Linked DNA regions of Homo sapiens: region 1 is linked to region 2. A link is a contact called in ENCODE Hi-C or POLR2A ChIA-PET data. All regions are on one chromosome and are shown on one strand. The core of a region is the stretch at or near the end of the contact, and the rest is flanking DNA. Distances in the headings are between cores, read along the strand shown.

Evidence for each region. Hi-C counts contacts between places; a loop is a spot of excess contacts on that map. ChIA-PET counts read pairs that join two places held with the same protein, here RNA polymerase II (POLR2A). Pooled maps may share reads with other maps.
Region 1: a map of A673 shows a loop between it and region 2 (3-fold over the local background). The contact joins the enhancer-like site here to the promoter of ADGRG2 in region 2. A Hi-C loop is called at or near these places in 1 of 168 maps with a recorded cell type or tissue (A673) and 1 of 50 pooled maps. POLR2A ChIA-PET finds 5 or more read pairs at or near these places in 1 of 52 experiments (A673).

What each region holds. Positions count from the first base shown.
Region 1 is chrX:19,172,739-19,177,185 of GRCh38, reverse strand. No RefSeq gene overlaps it. Among named protein-coding and RNA genes, the nearest start is that of ADGRG2, 52 kb to the right of the region's middle. Within about 2 kb of position 2,370, at least 2 of the 41 ENCODE cell types and tissues checked have a DNase peak (open chromatin) inside an H3K27ac peak, as active enhancers do; they include A673, where a contact is called at or near this core.
Region 2 is chrX:19,120,526-19,124,907 of GRCh38, reverse strand. It overlaps ADGRG2 (adhesion G protein-coupled receptor G2), which reads left to right and starts at 2,440. Exons shown (of 29, transcript NM_001079858.3): 1 at 2,440-2,466.

The DNA.
Region 1 (4,447 bases), core at 1,121-3,620, 52 kb before region 2:
CTCTCCCTTCCTCCCTCAGATGCCTATTGCAGTGAAATGACATGACAACTGACATTTTGAGATTTGTGTTGGGGGATGGATACCTGAAAAAAACAAGAACAGCAATGTATGAGTTGTTGTTGAATCTGAATGGTGGGTATGAAGGGGTTACTTGCCTTCTCTACTTTTGTGCCGTTCTGGAAATTTTCCCAAGTAAAAGTTTTAAAAGCACATTTTTTCAGTTTCAAGGCACTAATTCTCAATCTTGCCTCGGCCCTCTGGGCAGCTTATTCACACATCCCTCCCTCAACAATGGAAGGTGGTTTTCCTGCCAGTGTGCTGGGGGTGGGGCGGGGGGGGGTGGGCGTGTTAAAAGTGTGGCTGAGATAATGACCCCCCCTCAGCCCTTGGAGCTACCAGTGGGACCTAAGGCAGAGGGTGGGGCTCTGAATGGCCAGAATCCTGCACTAGTAGCCTAGAGCCACGAGTGGCCTCATCTATGTGTCCTAGGGTTCAGATAATTGTCACTTTCTTCAAGAGCCATGTGGTCAAAAAACACTGGTTCATGATTGTTCCCAGTTAAGATGCAAATATCCCCTGGGAGGGGTTAACTCAACAAGCTAGTTTCAACTCGTAACACCTCAGGTGTTTCCAGATTATTCTTAGGGCTCTGGCTGCCCAGGGACACCTCCCTCCAGTGGTAGGTGAGTTTGGGACCTTGAGGAGCCAGGGTGGGGTAAGATGGTGGGGAAGCCTGTGAGCTGGTCGCTGGGCTCCACCGTGAGTAGGCCTGAAGGGAGGAGGAGAAGAAAGATGCTGAGAAGTTGGGAGACAGATGGTGGTGGGAGGTACTGTGGGCAGGAGTGTCCTAGGGAACCCCAGGAGGAAAAAGTCCTCCAGCCTCACATTGTCTGATTCCCACCTTCTTCTAGGCTTCTTCTAGCTTCTTCTAGACTGCTGCACAGCAGCGTCATGTCATAGTTCCACCTGGAGGACAAGTAATTTCTTGAAAACCTTCCTAGGGTTTATGTGAGGCCAAGGGTTCGAGACCAGCCTGACCAACATGGTGAAACCCCATGTCTACTAAAAATAAATTAAAAAAAAAATAGCCGGGCATGGTGGCACACACTTGTAATCCCAGCTACTCAGGAGGCTGAGGCAAGAGAATCAATTCAACCCAGGAGGCGGAGGTTGCAGTGAGCCGAGACTGCGCCACTGCAGTCCAGCCTGGGTGACAGAGACAGACTTTGTCTCAAAAAAAAAAAAGGAAAAAAGAAAACTTTCCAAGGGCTTCTGCCCTCCACAGATTTATGGACACCTGACATTTACCCAAGTTGTCAGAGAACTGTGCTCAGGGGAATTCTTATTTTGAATCAAATGCCCCAAGTGTATTTTTACTCTATTGTCCAAGTTTGGGTTCCCCATTAGAAGCAGAAACTGAGTCCCTCCAGGGGACCACACCAGCCCTGGACTGACTTCCTTTGGACATTTTTTTTTTAAACATAAGAAATGAATATACTTCTATCTTATTTAAGGCCCAGTTATTTTGGATTTGTGTAACTTACAAGTGAACTGGACCCTAAATGATTTGGAATCCTAGCAAAAGTGGAAGGATCCTGAGAATAAATGCAACTCTGAGGCTGTAGCAAACACTCTGAGGTGAGCCAGGGAGACTGAGGTCTTTGCAAGCCAGGGGGGCAGGAATGAAGTCAACAAAGTTTCAGGAAGTGGGCTGAGCCCAAAAAGAGCAAAAAGAATGTTGGGGACAAAGCGAGGAGCACCTTCTACACCTTGACTTTATTAAAGATGGTGCATAACAGTAGTCTGCCTTAAAGGGATTGTGGCCAATTAGACATCACGGGCAAGGAGAGGGGAGAGGGAAGGAAGGATGACTCCGGGTCTGTGGCTTAGGAACCTGGGTGGCTAGTGCTGCCATTTTGAGAGAGGGCCCTCAGTGGTGGAGAGAGATCTGGAGAGGTAAGTTTTAGACCTGTTGGGCCTCACGGGAGACCCAAGTGGAGGCATTCATTAGGCTGTTGGGTCTAGACTCCATGAAAGAGAGCAGGGCTAGAAATCTCAGTGTGGACCAGCTGGGCTATAGATGGGCTTTGGTGACAAAAGATGTGATTGAGGTTGCCAAGGAAAGTATGTGGGATGAGAAGACAATAGCTAATTACCAACATCTAAGTTGGCAGGGATGTGGGGGAAACAACCAAGGAATCTGTGAAGAAGACTGGGAAGAAGTGGCAAGAGAAGAGGGCAGAAAACAAGTGGGGTGGGGTGTTCTAGTATCCACGGAAAGGAAGCGAGTCAGAAAGAGTCATCAGTGATGTGAAACCACACACAGAAATGTCTAGTAAAGCAAATACTGCCAGTGCCCCACCCACATTCCCTCGGCCCTTACCAGTGTGTGCTGCCAGACTTCCAACTGCTAGAAGTTGCATTGCTTCAACTCTCTTTCTCTGGCTTCCAGAGCCTGCTCTGTCCATGGGCATGACAGGCTGGAAATGCCAGGGAATGCCCCCCTCCGCCAAGCAGCCCTCAACCAACTCTTGACAGAAGCTGGTGTAGAACTACTCCAGCCCCCTTGCCCCTTGGGTGACCTAACTCTGAGATACGTGTTCTGCACCATTTCCCAGGGTTCCCCGCGGGATTAAGCCTCGCTTGCCCATCGTGATAACTTGTTAACAACACACTGTGTTGACTTCGTTTCCCTTCCTTCTCATTTCTTCACTCCTTTACCAGTGTTTCCTGGGGTCACCTCCCAAATAAATGACTTACAGTCAAATTCTTGTCTCAGGTTCTGCTTTTAAGGAATCCCAAACTAGAATATTTAGAAAGATCAAGCCTGAGAAACATCCCCTGAATCTGACAGTCGGTTTGATTGGTGAATCTGAGGGAGAAAGTTGAAATGGTGCAGAGGGAAGGATGTTGCTTTTCAGGGAGATTTTTTAAATGGATAAGAAATAAACGATGGAGAAGACACTTCAGACGCAAAATGACCCACAGAAGAGATAAACAGTGGCGACATCATATTTCACTTCAACAGGATCTCATTCCCCACTTCCTAATAGCACCCTAATAGTTTGAGGGGGCTCACCTTTCTCCCACTCTGTCTTGTCTTGGAGGGTGGTGGTGTCTGTCTCCTCTGGTGGATTTTAATGAGCCAGCTTCCTCATCTTGATGCCAGCAGGTGACCTATGCTAGGGGACCATGGGATGCTTTCTCCCCGGTTTTGGAAGCCTGAGTGATATAATATGAAGACTGGGCAGGTCGCGGTGGCTCACGCCTGTAATCCCAGCACTTTGGGAGGCCGAGGCAGGCGGATCACGAGGTCAGGAGATTGAGACCATCCTGGCTAACACGGTGAAACCCCGTCTCTACTAAAAATACAAAAAAAAAAAAATTAGCTGGGTGTGGTGGTGGGCACCGGTAGTCCCAGCTACTCGGGAGGCTGAGGCAGGAGAATGGCGTGAACCCCGGAGGCAGAGCTTGCACTGAGCCGAGACCGTGCCACTGCACTCCAGCCTGGGCGAGAGAGCGAGACACCGTTTCAAAAAAAAAAAAATGAAGACTGGTTAGAGGTCATTTATGCAACAGTCCAGGGCTAATCAGGCTCCCCCAAGCCTTCTTTTTTGTCTCCCAAATCCCTGCAACAAATTAACTTTTGCTCAAGATTGCCAGAAGCAGTTTCTGCAGCCAAGAATCCTGATTAATAAAAAGTGGGCTAGAACTAAAGATCTGACGATGGCTGAGAGTCATTTTTTTCTCCTCAATTTTTTTCTGATTATAAAAATAACCTGTGCTCAATGCAGAACATTGAGAAAGTATAGAAAGTAGTCAGAAGCAGAAAAAAGACTGTAAAATCTCATTACTCAAAGGCAGACACTATTAATTTAGTTGAGATGATACTGTGTATGCAATTCAATATCCAGTGTATAGAATTTGGCATTCCATTTTTTGGTTTCTTTTTTAAAGTTACTTAACATACACCATGCATCATTTCTTTATTTTAACAACTTCTTCTTCTTCTTTTTTTTTTTTGAGACAGGATCTTACTCTGTTGCCCAGGTTGGAATGCAATGGCTCGATCTCTGCTCACTGCAGCCTCCGCCTCATGGGTTCAAGGGATTCTCATGTCTCAGCCTCCCGACTGGCTGGGACTACAGGAACAACAACTTCTTAAATATTATTTGGATGATTCATAATAGTCTTACGGATATATCATACTTTTCTGAAAACTCCTGCCATCATTTAACATTCTGACTTCTCTCAAAATTCTATCATGAAGAATAGTTTCCTGAACATTTTTGCTCATAAATCTTGGTCTGACAGTTCTGATTCTGTCCATAGGCTTGATTCCCAGAGTGGAGTTATTGTTTCAAAAGGAGTGAACACTGTTTAAAAGCTTTGGAAAGCTACTGCCAGAATCATCTCCAAATAATAATATACCAATTTATATTTCCAC
Region 2 (4,382 bases), core at 1,191-3,690:
ACTCTTACTTCTAGGTATTTACCTAAGTGAAATAGAGGTTTATATTCACACAAAAAGCTGTATGTGAATATTTATATTGCCTTTATTCACAATAATCAATAGCTGGGGCTACAGGCATGCACCGCCATGCCTGGCTGATTTTTTTTTATTTTTTATTTTTACAGAAATGGAGTCTCACTATGTTGCTCAGGCTGGTCTTGAACTCCTGGGCTCAAGCAATCCCCTCACCCCAGCCTCCCAAAGAGCCTTAAAGTCCTTTTTTAAACAGCAAGTTTGTTTAAAGGAAAAGCATACTTACTCTGGTATCACGCTTAACTTTAGAAATTCAAGCAACTGTTAATATGAGATAGACATATATTAACTTGTTATTGACGTGAGACATACATACAGAAAAGTGCTCATAGATCCGTTTAAACTGTACCCAGATCAAGAAGCCAGACATTACCTGTAAGCCCTTCTTATTCTCCAGTGACCGCTATCCTAACAGCATAGGTTAGTTTTGCCTGTTTTATCCTTTACAGAAACAAAATCATATAGTGTCTGTGTTTTTGGGCCTGACTTCTTCACTCAACATTGTTTCAGAGGTTCATCTATATTAAGCATAGCAGTGGTTCATGCAGTCTCATTGCTGTCTGGGATTCCGCTTTGTGACTATACCATCACAATGTCTGCGATCCATTCTGTTGGTGGGCATCTGGGTCATTTCCAATCTGGGCTATTGCAAATATACTGGTATGATATTCTAGTTCATATCCTTTGGTAAACATACACACTGATTGAGGTTGTGTGTACATCCAGAAGGGGAATTGCTGGTCAGAGGGTAGTTGTACTCTCAGCTTTAATAGATTCTGCCAAAGAGTTTTCCAAAATGCTTGTAAAAATTTACACTCCCACTAGCGGTGTATGAAAATTCTTTAGGTATGAGGTCTATGTAAAGCAAAAATAAAGAAGTTAATATGCAAAAGTTATATGTAAGTTAAAAATACGTGTTAAGTTCATTCAAACGGAACCAATTTAACCCGTTGGAGTAATACCGGGTGTGTTTATTTAATACACCATTTTCCCCTTCATCAAAACTTTTAATTTATGTAACCTGGATGAGCTTCCTGACTCTACTCTCCCTTAATCCAATCAGTTAAAAGTCTCTCTGAAAAGACTGTCCATTCATTTATTCAGTTAGAATGTTGTGAGTGTTAATAAACTGGTGTTTGCAAAACAAATTCAACCCCTCCTGCAAAGCAGAATATACATCTCGCCCATCATGTGTCTAAAATGGCAGAGTCAGCCAGGATATGCCTTAAAGATCTGCACTTGATAACCATCGCGTCTCCAGGGCTGTGAATGCAATTCAGAATCCAGAATTTTGTTCTAGTTGTAAAGGAAAAATGGTATATTCTCCCGCAGGTTTAACGAAAGAGAACGATGCCTTTAAAACGACAAAGCATTTTGCAAACACAGGTGTTATTCGACTATAAAGGCGGCGGGGGAGGGGGGCAGTAAAATGAGCCGGAAAGGGAATTCAGAGCGCTTATTTTTTCCCTGGTCTCTACAACTAATTCGTATTGTAGAACTGAGCCTCCATTTTCCCATCTGTAAAATAGGGTACTTTGACAAATTGCTTAGGGGATCTGTAAGTCCTATCCAGATCTAGTTTTTATTCTATGACCATGCAGGAGGAGAGATGCTGAGACAGAAAGGTAGAGGGGACCAGGGACAACTCACTTTATATACCCCCTCCACCTCGACCCCCAGCAGGCAGAGCGCCCGAGATCCCGGTTTCTGGGAACCCGGTGTATTTCCAGTCCTTCACCAGGAAAACCATCGAACTGAATCCTTTACTGGGACATTTCTCGTTTACTGCTCTCTCCAAATTCCCCTCTCAAGTGGTCTGACATCTGATCTCCGGATTCAGGAATATCTTGGTAGAAGTGCGCCCTCGGGGCTCCCACCCATTACAGCGTGCGACACTGAAACGGGCATATGGGTACCGGGGCGAGCCCTAAAGGTGAGCCGCTGAGTCTGGAGGTTGGGGTCCGTTGGGGTCCCCAAGGAGGAGCTCGCTGGGCTGGACGCCGGGCATCTGAGGGTCCCGCAGTGCCTGGAGCCCAGGAGCGCTGCGGGGCCCCCGGCTGCGGTGGGGTGGGCGGCCGAGCTCGCCGCCCCCGCTTCTCCCCGGCCCCTGCCCCTGCCCCGAGCTCCCAGCCCGGCTTCGGCCGGCCGCGCTGCCCGCTCCCCCTCCTCCCTCCGCGCCCCGCCCGCTCCCCACCTCCGCGCCCAGCCTCGCCGCCGCCGAGCGCCCGACGCGCCACGCCGCGCTGGGCAGCTGGAGAGCTGGCGGCGGAGCGGGCCGGGAGCGGCGGGGGCGGCGCCGAGGCCGCGGGCGGGGGGAGGAGGGCCGCAGCCCCGGAGAGGGGAAAAGGCGGGCCGGACGGCGCCAGCAGCCAGCCCCGAGGACGCGAGCGGCAGGTAAGCGCTCGGCGCCAGGACGGGTCTGGCCCCTTGGGGTCCTGAGACCCAGACTCGCACAGCCGGCCACGGGCGCTGGAGGCTCGGGCGCAGCGTCTAGCCCCGGAGGGCGGCGGGCCAGCGGGCCGGCGGGACGAACGCGCCTTCCGCCCGGCTGCTGTTCCTAGCCGGGGCCCGGGAACATCCTGAAAGGCGGAGGCGTAGCTCCCAGCCCCGGGGCTAGTTCCCCGACTGGGGGAGCCCGCGCGCCGTGGGAAAGGAGGCTCCAAGGGGAGACGCGCGTCTCCAAAACCTTCGGACGGAGCCGTACTTTCCCCAACCCGCGGGAAACTGAGCCACGAGCCTGACTCGCGCGGGTGGTGTGCTAGACGCCAACTCCCGGGAGCCCGGCTCCGCGCGCCTGGTCGGGCTGCGGCGGTGCTGGCGGAGCGCGAACGCGCCCGGGCCCCGGACGGCTTGGGGCGGCACCACTCGGCGCGGCCCCGAACAGGTGGCCCCGGGCACCGAGGGACGGAGCGGCGGCCCGGAGCCAGGGGGTGAGCACGCCGGGGAAGGAGGGGGCTCGTGGTCTCGGAGTGAGCGCATTTCGGCAGGGACTCGAGTTTCGAGGCTCCGAAACCCGATAAAAAGTGAGGGGGAAGAAGAGAGCTGACCTCCCGAGAGCCAGACGAAGCAGGGGACAGGTTTTCCGTGGCTGCTTCGACAGTGACAGTCTGTACTGTGCACGATAATCCCCCAGGGATCCCGTTAAAATGAGATTCTGATCCCGCAGGTCTGGGGTGGGGGCCGAGCGTCTGCATTTCTAAGAAGCTCCCAGTGGCTGCTGATGCTGTTCCATGGACCACACTTTATCCGGCAGGCCCTACGGAAGTACTTTTTGTCCAGCAGGCTGAAAACCTTAGGAAAAGTGGGAGATTGGGAGACGAGGTCCTAAGACTTTACAGTATGTATAGCTTTAATACCTCTTTGCCACCTCTACCCCCAAACGCACGCAAAAACACTTGCTACTATAAAGGCCAAGGGAAACTTTCCCTTCGCCCCCTGAAGGTTCGCTTGAAAAATTAACTGACAAAGACAGATTGATTGGAGAAAAGGCATGCAAATGTATTAATGTGTCCACGGGGAGAGAACAATAGAGTGATTACCCCCAGCCCCCCAATGGGGTACAGAAGCATGTAGATTATCTTGAGGTTACAGAAAGAAAGGGGTCTCAACGCATGGCCCCAAACAGGTTATGGTGGTAAAAGAGGTTGTGAGAGGGGGAGAAGAGGAGGCTTGGCCAGCAAAAATGGTCTGGAGATGTCAATGAAACCTCACAGGTGGCAGCCCTCAGAGAGAATAAACAGTAAATGTTTCTTTCAGACCTTTAAAGGGGTCAGATCCTCAGTTAATTTCTCTTAGATCTGGACAAGGGAGGACCTCGATAAAGCCTGGCTACATCCGTGCAGATTCTCTACAAATGCAAATCTTCCGCACCAAGGACAGCTTTGCATTAGCTCTACTGGCTGGCTTTCTAAATACGTCAATATTTAGAAATATGTCAACTATTTCAAAATATGTCAAAGAAATATATTTTGGGGTAAAATGATTTGATTTCCTTCACTACTCATTTAATAGCGAAATATTTTACTTTTCTTACCAACTTTCTAGCCAAATACATGATCTGATAGCAGGGCTGGCTTCATGGACATGCATCCTGCACTTGGTTTAATGCTGAAATTCTTAATTTTTGAACAAGGGGCCTCTCCTTTTCATTTTGCACTGGGTCCCACAAATTATGTAGCTGATCCTAATAGTCACCATACGTGGAAAGAGAACCCATTTTTTGATCAGGGTTTGAGATGGTGGGTGATGGAGAGTAGAGGTTTATTAAGGGAAGACTAGCTAGATGTTGCAGTTATCTCCAATCTTTCTCA